Regions from separate parts of the Mus musculus genome. Here region 2 is linked to region 1. The links are chromatin loops, found by intact Hi-C in ENCODE. Cell type or tissue: gastrocnemius. All regions are shown on one strand. Each heading gives the region's core, and the rest is flanking DNA. Links, peaks and the distances in the headings are about the cores only.

Region 1 (8,337 bases), core at 186-8,185:
GGTCATGGGTTCAAGACCATCCTGGACTGCACAGCAGGACCCTGTCTCAAAAAAAAAAAAAGGAAAATAAATAAATAAGTAAACAAATAAAGAAATTTGACATAATGATACACATACAATAGAGTCATGAGGACAGGGAGTTTAAAGTGATTCTCAGATATATCACAAGTTCAAGGCCAGCCCAGGCTACATGAGACTGTCTTAAAACAAAACCCACAAAAAAAAAAAAAAAGAAAAGAAAGAAAAGAAAAGAAAAGACTATTCTATTGATATATAGTGATAGAGCACTTGCCTAGAGTATAAAAGGCTCTGGAGTCAATATGTAGCCCTCTAAAAATAAGTAAGTAAGTAAAAATAAATGTTGTGCTGGTCAGTGGCTCACACCTTTAATCCCAGCACTCAGTGGGGGAGAAGCAGACAGATCTCTATGAGTATGAAGCCAACCTGGTCTGCAAATCGAGTTTCAGGACAGCCAAGGCTACACAAAGAAACTCTGTCTCTAAGGAAATAAATAAACAAACAAAAGAATAAGCCTGGTCTGCAAAGTGATTTTCAGAACACCTAAGGCTACAAGAGAAACCCTGTCTCTAAAAGCTCTCCTGGGATACGCGCCTAGCACTCACAAAGCTCTTGGTTCACGAGCCAGCACCAGGTAAAAGTGTGTTCAGTGCTACAGGCAGATGGCTTAGTCTCTGTTTTTATCATCACTAAAGAGGCTAAAGCAGGAGGTCCCAAAAGTTGAGCAGATCTGTAGCTTGAGTTCAAGGTCAGGCTAGGCTACCTCAGATCCTGCCTCAAAAAGAAATGTTTGATGAGAGAGTAGCCATTGTTTCCTTGAGAATTTCAGACGAGCTATTTCTCCAAAGGCCAGGCTAGATAGAAAGAACTGATATTCCAATGATCCTCACCTCCACTATGTTAGTGGTTAGGATAAACTCCACAAAGGTAGAAATCAGGTTACAATAGTTTCTAGTCAAAGCAATGTGGAAGTGGCTTACTACGGAGACTTCAAATCCTGAAGAGCCATCAGGACATCTTACTACAGAATTCGTAGAGGAAACACAGCCACTGACGACAGCCAAAGTCAAGGACTAGAGAACAGAAGGCAGACAGCAGCCTCCACAGTTAAAACCCACAATCTTCCACGAGTCATAAGACCTGAGACTGTCAACAACTGAAGAGGAGAGTACTCCCTTCCAAAGGAACACATTCTATGCACGCTACTGCAATAAATACATGCAGTAACATTTCCTCAGATTCATTACGGAAAAATGTAGGCTTTGATTTTTCAAAACCTACTTCAATAAGGGTTCTTAAATGCTTTAACCCTTCTAGCCCATCACCCACCAGAGTTAGTGGAAGGGAAAGTTTAATAGGGCAAAGGGGGATGAGAACCTGTTTAGATATAGTTCTTTTGAGTTATTCCAATCTTCATTGTCAAAATATCAGCAGTTCACTTCACATAAATCACAAATACTATTCACGAATCAGTAAAGCCAGTTCAATCCAGAAGAACCGGCCAGGCTCTGCCCATCGGCCCGAGTCTGTGGAAGTGACAAGAAGCCACAGGAATGTCAAGTAAACTACCTTTACCTTCATTGTCAAGGTCAATGAGAAGTTCTTTGGTGTGTTTCTCTCTCTGCAAAGTCACAACCAAGGCTAAAACGACAGATGTAGCAAAGACATGACACAGGAACTCCCCTCAGGCCCTGCTGCTTCAGTGCAGCTATTAAAGACTGCTTGAATCCTGGCCAAAGACTGCCTCGCAATGAACCCATAGACTGCCTCGCAATGAACCCATAGACTAAATCCGGCACTTTCTCTGTCCTTGTGAGTATTACTGGGACAGCCATACTTTACAGCTAGCAGACATTCCCAGGGTCTTCAGTTGTAAGGAAGGCCTTATTACATGGAAGATCAAGGTGAGGCTTTGAACCCAGGTGGAGAGCACACACCTATAATGCCAGTGCTTGGCAGACTCAGGCAGGAGGATTGTTGCTACTTCTAGGCCAGCCTGCCTTATTAAGAGCCTTTCTCAAAAGCACAAAAATAAGCAAGGCGTGGTGGCACACACCTGTAATCTCAGCACTCGGGGGCTAAGGCAGGAGAATTGTAACATGACAGATGGAGGACAGCCTGGACTACAAAGCAAAAACTTCTCTTAATAATAAACTACATAAATAAATACTATTGGAAATTAGGTTCTAGTTTTAATTTTCTTTTATTTTCTTTTTTTCTTTTTTTTTTTAAGAATTATTTATTTATTATATGTAAGTACACTGTAGCTGTTTTCAGATACACCAGAAGAGGCCATCTGATCTCATTATAGATGGTTGTAAGCCACCATGCGGTTGCTGGGATTTGAACTTAGGACCTTCGGAAGAGCAGTCAGCTGAGCTCCAGCTTCCTTTAATTTTCATATATGTATTTTTAAAAGCATCTTTTACTCTCCTGATGTAATTCTCATCGCAAAGGCTTATTGCCTCTGTCTGCTAACCTAGGCCTTGTCCTAGAATCATCTAGCCTCTGTACAAGCTAATCTAGGCCTAGAATGTTTTCAGCCTCTGAGACTTATTGCTGAATAAGCTCACCCTTATGAGCTCTTTCTGAGCTCTGGCTGACTGGTTCAACCAAGCTGTTCTGGCTCAAACTCCTCTCCGAGATGACTGATTCGATCTTGCTTCTTTCTCTCAGCCTTGCCTGATTTGCTCTATTTAACCTCATACTAACTTTGGCAATATCTTCTAGTCTTCTGGATCCTTCTAACTCTCTGGCTCTTTCTATCGCCACCTGTGTCTAACTTCTTAACTCATCAACCTATCTCTGTAAAACTGTCCCAGTAAAACTGTTTCCTCCTCCTCTCTCTCTCTCTCTCTCTCTCTCTCTCTCTCTCTCTCTCTCTCTCAACTGTTCTCTTGTTCTCTTAAGTAACTTCCCTTCCTTCTCTCTTCTGGTGAGAGTTGGGCGTATCCTATTCTGTCAAGTCTTTCTCTGACTCATCACTTTGTCTACCACTCAATTAGATATCACTTTCCAACATGGATGCTTCCTTCTACAAACTACTTTTACCTTCATTGTTTGCGATTAAAGATGTGTGCTAAGGGTGTGTCTGTATTCAAACCAGAGGGATTAAAGGTGTGTGCTAAGAGTTGAGCCACACCACAACTAGCAATGTGTTTTCAATCTCAGGGTTCACAGTGTAATCCAATATCCTGCAACAGGTAAATATTATTATATATTAAGCATATCTCCCCCGTACAGAGTTCCCCCATACTCTGACTTTTCTAACCCCACTCCTGTCTATGTCCTTTGTTCTGCTCAATGCTTGCAGTTTACTTCAGCTCATACTGGTTGTCTCTCCTTTAATGCCCATTTTGGTTCACATATTCATAGGCCCCTTTCTAGAGTGCTTCTAGTCCATCCAGCATGTCACACAGACTCACAAAAATAACAATTTCTTTCTTTTTTTTAAGATGTATTTCTTTTATATATGTGAGTACACTGTAGCAGTCTTCAGACACATCAGAAGAGGGCATCAGATCCCATTACAGGTGGTTGTGAGCCACCATGTGGTTTCTGGGAATTGAACTCAGGATCTCTAGAAGAGCAGTCAGTGCTCTTAACTGCTGAGCCATCTCTCCAGCCCACAGTTTCTTAACATACAAATACAAATACCAGCCCCCCCCCCACTCAAGGATCACCAACTAGCCAACTATAGGATCAAAGGGGACATGACAATATTGCCCTTAGTTCCCCCACTACACCCTGATTCAACAGGAAGCAGCCAGAACTGAGGTCAGTGTCATAAATCCCTTGGGCCTTACCTTACACTAACCCCTGTTCCATAAAGCTGTTTCTTTTCGTGTAAGCAAAAAAGGGCTGCAATATCAGATCACAGATACTGCTTCTGTAGAGGGAATTAACTACCCATCTAGTGTGCAGCTTCTCTCCCATCCCAGGGACAGCAGGCAGGCTCCCAGCCATTGCTACCAGAAAAGTTAAAACACAGGAAAAGTGCAGCCCTAGCTCTAGCTTCTCACTGACCCAACCCCAAGCCGCCTCTTTCATCTTCTATCCTGTCTAGTACTTTTTCTAAGCTACCAGAACATAGCAGCTTTCAGACACGTTATTCACCCGGTAATAAGGCCTTGGCTCTAGTCAAAGACCCTCTTCCCTTTACAAGTATATAAAAGTAAGAGATGTCTTTTGTTCTTCTGGGTCGTTGGATCTCCTATCCCAGCTGTGGATGGCCAGCGTAACTAAAGGATATTTCACCTGAAATATAACTCAGTGTTCTCCTGTCAAACCTGAAAAGAATCTTTCTTTATTATGTAAAACAGGCTTTTCACTTCCTTGGTGAGGTTTATGCCAAGATATTTGTTTTAAGCTCTTGTGAACAGGATTGCTTCCTTGGTTTCTTTCTCGGTATGTTGGCCCTTGGCGTATATGAAGGCTACTGATTTTGTATGTTGATTCTGTAACCTGCCACTTTACTGAATGTATTTAACCCAGTTGTTCTCAACCTCCATAACACTGCAACCCTTTAATACAGTTCCTCATGTGTGGTGACCCTCCCAACCATAAAATCATCTTTTTCTTTATGAAGTTGCTGTTTCATAACTATAATTTTGCCAAGTTGAATTTTGCTAAGTTAAATATCTATGCTTCCAATGGTTTTAGATCACCCCTGTGGAAGAATTGTGGGATCCCCCAAAGGGATCGAGACCTACAGGTTGAGAATTCCGGTTTAACAGTTCTTGGAGTTTTCCAATGGAATCTTTAGGGGCTCTTATATAGAAGCTTATCATCACAAATAAGAATACTCTGGTGTCTTCCTTTTCTAGTTATATTCCTTATATTTGCTTTTATAACCGTGTTGTACTAGTTGAGACTTCTAGCATCATATTGAGTAAGAGTGGAGAAAGTGGACACCACTGTCCCATATTGGTTTTCATGTTATAGATTTCATTTTTAAAACAAAAGGTATTTGAACTAAGACAAGCAGTTAATCTGAAGCAATATCACACACACAAACTCTCTCTCTCTCTCTCTCTCTCTCTCTCTCTCTCTCTCTCTCTCTCTCAGAAGAGGCAGGCCCTGTGGGCCTCATCATATACCTAAAGTTACATAATGCTCGGTTGCCATAAAGTTGCCAAGTGTGAGACTTAACTGTACGTCTGCATCAGGTATATATGTTTACAGAACCGATCACACCCCTTGATAAAGTGGCACATATTATAGCTGTAAATATGCTGACAACTGCCCTCTAGAATTCCCTTCAATAACGGCATTCAAATGTTGGGCATAGTGGCACGAGCCTTAAATCTCAGCACTCAAGAGGCGGGGTAGACGGGTTTCTATGAGTCTGTTAGGGAACCCAAATCCTGGTCCTCGCACTTACATTACAGTCACTTCACTCACTGAGCCAGCTCCCCAGCTACTCTTTTAGGGATGATTAAAGAAGCAATGATCTGACATGCTGTGACACACTCTCGTGCATTGCATAACGGGGAATAAACCACCGAGACTGGTTCACTTGCCACTGAGAGAGCATGACACTTGGTCGCTCCAGCAGATTAAGATGCTCTCAGTCCAGGCTCGACACACCCTGACCCTTTCCATTTCTGCGGGGAGAGCCCTGAATTCCTGTTTTTGTTTTCTTAAGATTGTATTTATTTTTACTCTATGCATATGGGTGTTTTGGAAGCCTGTGTGAATATGTAGCACGTGCATGCATGGTGCCCACCGAGGTAAAAAGAGGGCATTGGGTGCCCTGGAACTTGAGTTTCAGACCATTATAAGCCACCATGTGGGTGCTTGGACTGGAACCCAATTGAGCAGCCACTAATCTTAACCCCGAAACCAATTCTTCAGGTCCTAGAGTCCTGAATTCTATTCTTTCTGGCCCCTGGAATACAGAGAAAGCCAAAATTACCAGGTAGGTAACACCTCCCAAGACTTATCTTCGAACTAGTAGCAAAAAACAATTGTTAACAGTCCCTCAACCCTACACTCGGGTAAATTCTAAGATTCACAAACGTCATCAGACTTCTCCAATGGAAATGTGCTTTAGTTACCTGCCCTGATTATTTGCTTCACAGTATTACCTTTATGACACACAGCTCAGAGTTCTCAGAAATGCACATGTGTGAACATCTGTGTTTGAAGAGGTAAAATAAAATAAAATAAAATAAAATCTCAAAGATCAATTCAATGAACTAAACTTCTGTCTGACATTAGCAAAGGGGACCAGAGAAATGCTTCGTGGTTAAGAGCACCAACAGGGGGCTGGCGAGATGGCTCAGTGGATAAGAGCACTGACTGCTCTTCTGAAGATCCTGAGTTCAAATCCCAGCAACCACATGGTGGCTCACAACTACCCATAATGAGATCTGATGCCCTCTTCTGGTGTGTCTGAGGTCAGCTACAGTGTACTCACATAAATAATAAATAAATCTTTTAAAAAAAAAAAAAAAGAGCACCAACAGGACCTGAGTTTGGTGTCAGCACCAACATCAGGTGGCTGCCAATTGCTTTAACTCCAACTCCAGGGCATACGATGCCCTTGTCAGCCTCATTAGACAATAAAATCACATTCAGAAACCCATTGTCTTAGTCAGGGTTTCTATTCCTGCACACACATCATGACCAAGAAGCAGTTGGGGAGGAAAGGGTTTATTCATCTTACACTTCCATACTGCTGTTCATCACCAAGGAAGTCAGGACTGGAACTCAAGCAGGTCAGGAAGCAGGAGCTGATGCAGAAGCCATGGAGGGATGTTCTTTACTGGCTTGCTTCCCCTGGCTTGCTCAGCCTGCTCTCTTATAGAACCAAGACTACCAGCCCAGGGATGGTCCCACCTACAAGGGGACCTCCCCACTTGATCACTAGTTGAGAAAATGCCTTACAGCTGGATCTCATGGAGGCATTTCCCCAAATGAAGCTCCTTTCTCTGTGATAACTCCAGCCTGTGTCAAGTTGACACAAAACCAGCCAGTACACCCATATACAGAAAGAGACACACATACACACTTTTTTTTTAAATTATAAAATCAAACCCAGTATAATGTCACATGTGTTTGGGAAACAGAGGCATGTGGATCTCTGTGAGTTTGAGGCCAGCCAGGTCTGCATTGCTAGTTCTAGGCTAGCTAACAAAGGCACTGCATCTCAAGAAAATTATAAAGTAAACATTTTAATGTTTTTTTATTTTTTTAATTAGAATATCATTACATTATCTCCCCTTCACTTTCTTCTTTGTACTCTTTTCATCAACCCCCTCTTTGCTCCCTCTCAAATTCATGGCTTCTTTCTTGTTGTTATTATTATAGATGTATAAATGCATAGATGTATAAATACAACCTTGGGAATCCATTTGGTGTGCCTTTTACATTTATGAATGATTTGGGGGTGACCACTTAGAATTGGCTAACAAATTAGGGACTCATCCATTAGGATGGCAAAGTCCCCCACCCCCAGCAGTTTTAGGTCGCCTGTAGTCTTTGTCTAGAGTGGGAACACATGGAATTGTCCCCGTTTCACGATGCCTCATTCATTGGTATTGTTAGTGTTCAGGTCCTGTTTACACAGCCGTCGTGCTGAGATGCAGCGGGTGCAGCTTCACTGTCATCTCCAGGAGACTTGATTTCCCAGCAGCAGTCTTCCTGTTCCTCAGGCTCTTATTACCTTTTTGCCCTCTCTTCCCACATATTCCTTAAGCCTTTTTTATGAAAGAAGCTAGTAATAATAATAATAATAATAATAATAATAATAATAACAACCATGGTGAGTATGGTAGTATACAGCTGTAATCCCACCACTTGACGGGTGGAGATAGGAGAATCAGGCATCCCCATACTGAGTTTGAGGCCTCCCTGGGCTACAAGAGATCTAAAAGACAAAGATGGTCAAGAGGAGGAAACAGGAAGAGGAACCTGGAAAACAAAACAGCGAACTAGATCCCAAACCAAATAGGAACAAATATAACTTAGACTAGGAAAACAGTATTTAGAAATTATCAGTAAGACCAGAAAAACTTTTACTTTAAAGAACAAGGAATTACTAGGTTAGGGAGTGGAAGAGAAATCACAACTACAAACGTCTGAGAAATAAAAAAGCAGTTGAAGGGGCTACCATGAACAAATGTGTAACAACCAGGCAGACAACTTTCATGACCTCCCTTGCTTTTGAAAACCATAAGGTAATTAGTTCATTGTTCAGTGCAAATGTGGAATTAAGTCTACGACTGAGCAACTCCTATATATTTATAACAACTGAGATGTGCACAGACAAAAATGTGCACACCTGTGTTCACAGTAGCTTCATTTTTACTGGAG
Region 2 (8,337 bases), core at 91-8,090, 79 kb after region 1:
TATGTAACACTGCCTATAGCCTGTAACTTGCCAAGTAACTCAGCCTAGATTTGAACTTGTGGTTATCCTCCTGCCTCTCTCTCTTAGAGTGCTGGGGTTTCAGGTGTATATCGCCACACCTGGCTATTTATATGACATGCATTTGTCCCACCAGAATCAAAGCCAGCGTCTAAGCCAGTGGGTTGCAAGCACTGAGGGTCACAGGCCCTTTGGGTGCCAAAGGGCTCTTTCACAGGTGTTACCTAAGACCATCAGAAAATACAGACATTTACATTATGCTTCATAACAGTAGCAAAATTAGTTATGAAGTAGCAAAGAATGTTGGGGGTTGCCACACCTGAAGTGTAGTATTAAAGGGTTGAGAACCTCAGAGCTGCTGCGGCAAGGTTCAAGGCCAGCCTGGTCTACAGTGTGAGTTAAAGACTAGCCAGGGCTACACAATTGCTTTCCAGTAGAATTATCATCATCATCATCTTTTTTTTTTTTTTTTTTTTTTTGGTTTTTCAAGACAGGGTTTCTCTGTATAGCCCTGGCTGTCCTGGAACTCACTCTGTAGACCAGACTGGCCTCGAACTCAGAAATCCGCCTGCCTCTACCTCCCAAGTGCTGGGATTACAGGCGTGCGCCACCACTGCCCGGCCATCATCATCATCATTTTTAACAGTGAAGATGGCAGTCTCTCTGAGGGACTGGGGACTGTGTGCCAAGGCACAGGGTGGCTTGAAACTTTTTTTTTTAAGATTTATTTATTATTTATTATATGTAAGTACACTGTAGCTGTCTTCAGACACTCCAGAAGAGGGCATCAGATCTCATTAGAGATGGTTGTGAGTCACCATATGGTTGCTGGGATTTGAAAGCAGGACCTTCAGAAGAGCAGTCAGTGCTCTTAACTGCTGAGCCATCTCTCCAGCCCTCCAGGAGAATTATTGTCCTGTATGTAACTATATCGATAAATCCTCTGCATTAGTTGGTTTCTGTTGCCATGGTAAGATGCAGTGACCAAAAGCAACTTAGGCTAAGAGACCTTCGTGCTGGGAGGGAAGGCTGCATGCAGCAGGCCTAGGGGCAGGAACAGAAAACTGATAGCTCACATCCTTAACTGCAGAAGAAAGTGCAGAGTGATCTGGCAGTTGGCTTTCAGTTCTCAAAGCCCACCCACAGGGCCACACTTCCTCTAGCAAGGCCACACCTTCTAAATGTTCCCCCAAATAGTGCCACAATCTGAAGATTCAAAGCGTAAGCCTAAAGGGGGATTTTCATTTAAACAACCACAATCACCATGCCTAGAGTTCTTTGTCTGAAGAAAAAGGAAATGTCAGATGAACCTTTAAAACCAGTGCAAAGCTCTATCCTCTTCTTTCTCCTCTCTGCCCTTTCCGGTACCTCCACAGCCCCCTTCTGTTTTTCAAGACAGGGTTTCTCTGTGTAGCCCTGGCTGTTCTGGAACTTGTTCTGTAGACCAGGCTGGCCTTGAATTCATAGAGATCCGCCTGCCATTTTCTCCTTAGTGCTGGGTTAAAGGTGTCCTTCATTCCTAGCTTCTTCCCTTTGTCTTTATATGGGATTGTCAGAGAGAATCCTCAAGATGTCTGGATATCACAATGGCACCTCCATTGTACAAAGTTTTCTTTTTTATTTTGTGGATGTAAAGTACACCATATCTTTTGCTGGCTTTCAATGTTTAGACACACCTGCCATTGGCCCAGATTTTGACCAAGGAGGTCAGTTGCTGGCCAGTGTCAGAGTGTCAAATGCTTTTAGGTCAGACTCAGAAACTTCCGCATGCTTTCCTTTTGTATGGTTGATGAGTTTTGGAACTGGGCAGGCGACCTTCCTGCTTCAGCTTCCTGCCTGCTGAGATAACAGAAGCTCGAGGAACTGCACCTGGCCTTCGGCTGCATTTTTCTTCATCTTCTTCCGGTGGGTGCATGGGATTCGGGTATGCTATCTTTATTTTTAAACATACCCACTATAACTTTTTCTTCACAACCTGTTTTTGTTTGTTTCTGGCAAGTATGTAAATTGACTTATGTCTCCTCTTTTCATAGAGAAGATGCTATAGGTCTTTCTGACATTCTGCCTGGCTCCTGTTTATCTCTCAGTGCAGTGCAGTGATGGTCACACTATCTTCAATGCTGGCTAATATTTCAGATTTGTTTGGGATTTCAGGTCTTCAAAGACTTGACAAGAAAGGATGTAGGTGGGGCACACTTGTTTTTATTTTGCTGAAATTTGTTATGCAAATTCCTGCTGAATTCTTCCTTCAGAGGCACACTTTGTATAAGTTAGGAGGAATGAGAGCAGAAATAATACGAGATCTTCCTCAGTTTTCTTCTCATGGCTTTGCTTTAAAGCAGTTGTTCTCGGTGTAATCATTTTCAAAGCATTAATAAGGAAAGAGCCATTGCTGCCAAGTTGCTGCGATTCTGAAATAGCGTTTTCTTCTGAGAACTGGGCAGCTGAGGTCATTTGCTAGCTCTGGGTGTGTGTGGAAGGGGAGAGCCATTTTGTGGACACACCCTGCTGAGGTCAGTAACCTGCTGGGCAGTGTACTCTACTCTGACCCTATTTAGACCTGGAGGATCCCAGCAGGCAGAGACAGCATCTGCAGAGGAAGGAAACAGGCCATGCTGGGCCGCTCAGAAGGGCCAGACCCAACGGGCGGAATGTGGAGCCTTCATGACTTTGGCTAGCCATGGATCCAAGTACTGGCCAAGGATGACTTTGTCCCTGGACATGGTGGCTTATGTTGGGAATCCCAGTACTCAGGAGGCTGAAGAAGGGCGATCAAGGCAAGCCTGACCCGCATAGTAAGTTCCAGGCCAGCCTGGGATATAGAATGAGGCAGTGCCTTAAAATAAAATAATAAAGAATTTCAATAGAAAGATGTTATTCACAGTGTACATTACTTGTATGTATGTATAGTTTGAGTGACTGGCTTTTAGAGATTTCTTTTTCTTTGTTAAAGGCCTGCTTTGGCTGGAGACATGGCTTGGTGGATGAAATGCTTACTGCACAAGTGGGAGGACTCCCCAAATCCATATAAAAGCTAGAAGCTTCCTGGAATTCCAGCACCGGAGACGCAGGGATCCTCAGGGCAAGCTGGCTAGCTAGATTTGCAGAGCTGCTGGTTCAGTGGGAGATCCTGCTTCACTGCATGGAGAGCAATGAAGGTTGATGTGTATATACACACACACACACATACACACACACACACACACACACACACACACACGCACGTGCACACACACCTCCCATACATAAGAAAAAGGAAGAAAGGAAAGAAAATGCACTTGTAAGGTTTGAAATAGGCTCTGACACAATAACATGGTTGATCCTAGTAGAGGCTCTGGGACTCTGCCACCTACCTACAGGAGACACTGTGTTGAACCTAAATGAGTCCAAAGGCCTTCAGTAGATCATAGCTTTTTAATTTACTATTTTAATTTTACCTTTTAGAAAATATAGCAGAAAATCTGTTTTAAAACGCTGGTTTGATCATAGCTTTTTAACTTATTTAAAATTTTATCTCCTAGAAAATCTGTTTTTAAAACAGCGAATAACTAATAAGAATAAAATTAGAGTAGATTTCAATTCAAGGAGAAAAATCTGTCTAGGAACTACATTAGTTTCAGAACAATTGCACGTTATAGAATACAGTTGCTAGTAGTTCCGTTGTTAGCCGTGTAAGTTGTGTGCTGAGACATTGTTTGGGGCATGGAAAACTGGAACCTCATAGCTCTCTTTGACAGTTTGCCAGCTGGAATCCCAGCCAACCAGATAACAAGCTGTAGCAACACTCGGCCCTCTAGGACTCCTGAACCTGTGCCAGGCCTTAGAGGGAAGACTCTTTGAACACGCTCTTCCGTCCATCTGAGAGTAGAGGGCACCAGAGCCCCATGGTGTACAAAGAAGTATTCCACCTCAAGAAGTTTACAATTGGAGGCCTGGTAATATTTAGTATAGTTTTACTATTTTAAATTTTAAACAAAAAAACAAGAAGGCAGAATCCCCCTTGCCTTCTTTCGTGTTCTGTCTGTAAGTGGCTGAACTCAGCTGGAGAGATCTCAAGTAAGTGTGTCAGGAAATGACAATGACCCTCTTTTAATCTGTCTTAGTTAGGGTTTTACTGCTGTGAACAGACACCATGACCATGGCAACTCTTATAAGGACAACATTTAATTGGGACTGCTTACAGGTTCAGGGTTCAACCCATTATCACCAAGGTGGGAGCATGGCAGGATCCAGGCAAGCATGGTGCAGGAAGAGCTGAGAGTTCTACATTTTTATCTGAAGGCTGCTAGCAGAATAATCACTTCCAGGAAACTAGGATTCGGGTCTTAAAGTCCTCACCCACAGCGACACGCCTATTCTAACAAGGCCGCACCTACTCCAATAGGGCCTTACCTTCTAATAGTGCCACTCCCTGTGCTGAGCATATACAAACCATCACATGATCCTACCCAAATTTCTTTGAAAATAGGGGGTGGGGGGTGGAGAATGGGGTTAAGGTAGCGAGGGAAAGAGAAGAGAGAAAGATCCTAAATTCCATCTTTATTTATTGGAAATTCCTAGATATCCCCAAGTGTGTTAAGATGAAGTCTGTGTCTTCTCTCAGCTCTCCTTTCCGGAACCATGATGCATTTATTTGGTGATGTCACCACCGATCCTGTCACTCAAACCCAAAGCTTTGTTACTGTCACTGAGTCATTCTTTTTTCTCTACACACCTAGGATGTCACTGAACTTGGTGTTTATGTATTATTAGAAGTTCCCCAGCTAGTCATTTCCTTTCGATTCAGACTCAATTTCAGACTACTTGTTTTCACACTCAATCACCCCATGCATAGCTATATAGTACTGAATGTCTTACCCTTCATTATTCAGAGCACTTTTCACCATTCACCACTCATGAGGGTGAATATAATTAAAAGAATGTACCACAACACGTGTTGGAAAGGTTGTAGAAGACTGGGAGCCCCATTTCTCTCTCAAGTAACTCCACCCTACCGTAGAACTCTAAATTTTCTAACACTCAAGACTTTCACTGTGTCTTTGGTGGAGTAGGTTCTGTTGTTTTCAGTGTATTTTTCTTTTCAGGTAATCTTTTAAGAATGCATATTAGATGGGCTGGAGAGATGGCTCAGCAGTTAAGAGCACTGACTGCTCTTCCGAAGGTCCTGAGTTCAAATCCCAGCAACCACATGGTGGCTCACAACCATCCATAATGAGGTCTGACGCCCTCTTCTGGTGTGTCAGAAGACAGCTACAGTGTACTTAGATATATAATAATCAATAAATCACAGGGCCGGAGCAAGCAGAGGTCCCGAGTTCAATTCCCAGCAATCACATGGTGGCTCAGAACCATCTGTACAGCTGCAGTGTACTTATATACATAAGATAAATAAATCCAAATCTTTATTTGAAAATGAGTATTAGAGAAAATGAACGCTTCAGAGCAGAGGGACCACCAGGCCTTCTTTCCTTAGCAGCCGCACACTGCCGTCTCATGGTGTATACAGAGTTAACCTCGCGCTCCATTCAGTAATTACTAAGGCTTAAATGACTGGTCTTCAACTCTGCCTTCCATAGAATCATTGGGGACAAAGTCCTACCAGAGACTTCAGATCAGAGTCCGGGTGAAGGGCTCATCCTAGCACCGAGATGCTGCTCTGACAGCCCAGTCTTCGGGCACTGAGCCCAACAGATAAAATAAGGACGCCAGTGGAACTGTATGGAACCTACTTGACCATCGCCAGGATTGACTTGTTGGTTCTTGCGTGTCGCAAAGTGCTCCACACAGACGGGATTTTTATTGGGACATTTGAAGGTGTTACTGCTTTGACAAAAATGTTTTAACCTTAATTTTTTTTTAAACACTCAGCCATGTAATTAGAACAGCAGAGTGTACCTTTAGGAATAAGTATAGATGCCCTGATCTTATTTGCAAACTCTGTCTTCTCTAGGCTGGTATACATTCAGCAGCTTGCCCTCCCAAGACTCTTCATGTTCCTTGTTCCTGTTCCGCTACGGTGCTTGGAAGCAGGAGATGGGCTCCCTCACGGTCAACAGGACATGATCCAGGAGGAGCAGTGAGGGACGGTGCTGCTGGTAAGTGAGGCAGGGCTCATGATGGGTGCTTGGCTTGCATGTTCAAAGTTGTCTGCAGTTACATACATACTATCGTCTCTGTCTTCAATTACAGGTCACACTGGGAATTACAACAGTAACAAGGGTTAGATTTTTAAGATAAATCTCTAATTTGCATGATTTTATACATATCTCTATTTTTCTGGATTGTTATTTTTATAGAGGGTTCTTATCAGATTCTCAATGTCTGAATCTTTCTGGAAAAGAAGTAAAAGTCTTCTTGGCGTACTAGCCAGCATGGAGAAGAGGAATGTTATTGCCACCGCGTCTCTCCCTCCCTTTCTGACTCAAGGACAGCCACTTCCTGAGCGAGCATTTGCATTTGTTGCTAGGTCTGCACTGAGTACTCGGAGTGGAAGCTGCTGTGGTAGTAGGCAGCAGGGTACTAGCAGAGAACTAAGGTGTGACGTGTGCTGTAGAGGTGACAGGCATTCATACCAGCTCCTGAGAGGACAACACAGGCAGTGGGTGCAAGAAAATCCGAAGAACCCCTTGTGCCTTTAAAGTTGATCTTAATAAAGACCTGTTTGCTTTCAAAGCTCTGAACTACTAGTAAGTTTCCTAAAGCAGGGTTCTTAAAATTAAAAAAAAATATATTACATTTATTTATTTACTTGCGGGAGGGGGGAGAAGACATTCGACATTCTACATCACTTGCGTGTGTGTATGTGTGTGTGTGTGTGTGTGTGTGTGTGATGTGTATATGTGTGTGTTTGTGTGTATGATGTGTCTGATGTGTGTGTGAGTTTGTGTGTGATGTGTGTGTGGTGTATGTGTGTGTTTGTGAGTTTGTGTGTGTGATTGTGGTGTGTATTGTGTGTGATGTGTATGTATGTGGTGTATGTGTAGTGGTGTATGTGTGTCTTTGTGTGTGTGTATGATGTCTGTGATGTGTTGTATATGTGTGTGTGGTGTATGTGTGTGATGTGTGTGAGTTTGTGTGCGAGTTTGTGTGTGTGGTGTATGTGTGTGTGTGTGTGTGGTGTATGTGTGTGTTTGTGTGTGAGTTTGTGTGTATGGTGTGTGGTGGTGTGTGGTATGTATTGTATGTGTGATGTGTATGTGTGTGGTGTATGTGTGTGGTGTATGTGTGTGTTTGTGTGTGTGTGTTTGTATGTATGTGTGATGGTTTGTATATTCTCAGATCAGGGAGGGGCACCATCTGGAGGTGTGGCCTGGTTGGAATAGGTGTGTCACTGTGGGTATGGGTATAAGATCCTCACCCTAGTTGCCTGGAAGTCAGTCTTCCACTAGCAGCCTTTGGATGAAGACTTAGAACTCTCAGCTCTGCCTGCGCCATGATAGCCTGGATGCTGCCATGCTTTCACCTTGATGATAATGAACTAAACCTCTGAACCTGTAAGCCAGCCCCAATTAAATGTTGTTTTTTATAAGACTTGCCTTGGTCAAGGTGTCTGTTCACAGCAGTAAAACCCTAACTAAGACAGTATGTATGATGTGTGTGATGTGTGTGTGTGTGTGTGTGGTCTGTGTGTGTATTATGTGTGTGTGAGAGTGTACTTGTAGGTCACAGAACAACTTGTAGAAATGGTTCTGTCCTTTTACCATGTGAGTTCTGTAGATAGAACTTAGGTTTTCACCCTTGGCAGCAAGCACCCTTGCCCATCTTGTCATCTGTAGACGAAGTTTAGGGTTTCTCCCTCTTCCTCTCGCTCTCACTCTCCCCTGCCATGTCTTTGTATGTGCACATGCACATGTGTGCCTATATGTGTACTTGTACTTTGTGAAGGTAAAGTGACAACCCTCGGGAGTCTGTTCTCTCCTTCTACCACGTAGGTCATGGGGATCAAACGCAGGTTGTCAGGAGAAACCTTTACCTACTGAGCCACAAAGTAAGGACTCCTTATAAAACCATTTTCATGTATTTATATGCATAAAAAAGTAAAGAACAAACGGATGCCCCCCCTCATTGGAAAATGAAATGCATTCTATATCTACCCTTTCCTGTGCTAGAAGCCAGGTGAAGTGGCAGGGGTGGGTCATGTGGGAGAGCGCTGGTGGTCAGAGAGAGCAAAGGAAGATTTTTGACAGTATTCCATCTATAACTCTGAGCAGGTAGTTCAGCTGCAGTGTATCTTTATGCTGCTAGCTAGAACCTCTGCCCTCATTCTTGGAGCTTGAGGATGTAAGTGAACACTCTGCCCCTTGACACTTCTGAGTCACT

What was found. Hi-C counts contacts between places; a loop is a spot of excess contacts. Peaks named below come from ENCODE experiments on the same cell type or tissue, not always from the same donor. Only the 100,000 strongest peaks of a DNase experiment are listed, where the experiment ranks them.
Region 2: a loop joins it to region 1, with 2.2 times the contacts of the local background. A loop is called at or near these places in 2 of 42 quality-filtered maps.

The regions. Positions count from the first base shown.
Region 1 is chr3:133,591,152-133,599,488 of GRCm38, reverse strand. No RefSeq gene overlaps it. Among named protein-coding and RNA genes, the nearest start is that of Tet2, 51 kb to the right of the region's middle. In gastrocnemius, for the core only: no CTCF peak of the experiment used is centred there; no DNase peak of the experiment used is centred there.
Region 2 is chr3:133,511,805-133,520,141 of GRCm38, reverse strand. It overlaps Tet2 (tet methylcytosine dioxygenase 2), which reads left to right. Exons shown (of 11, transcript NM_001040400.2): 2 at 5,969-6,113. Among named protein-coding and RNA genes, the nearest start is that of Tet2, 28 kb to the left of the region's middle. In gastrocnemius, for the core only: a CTCF peak has its summit at 3,879; DNase peaks (open chromatin) are centred at 2,620 and 3,803; H3K27ac peaks cover 2,743 bases.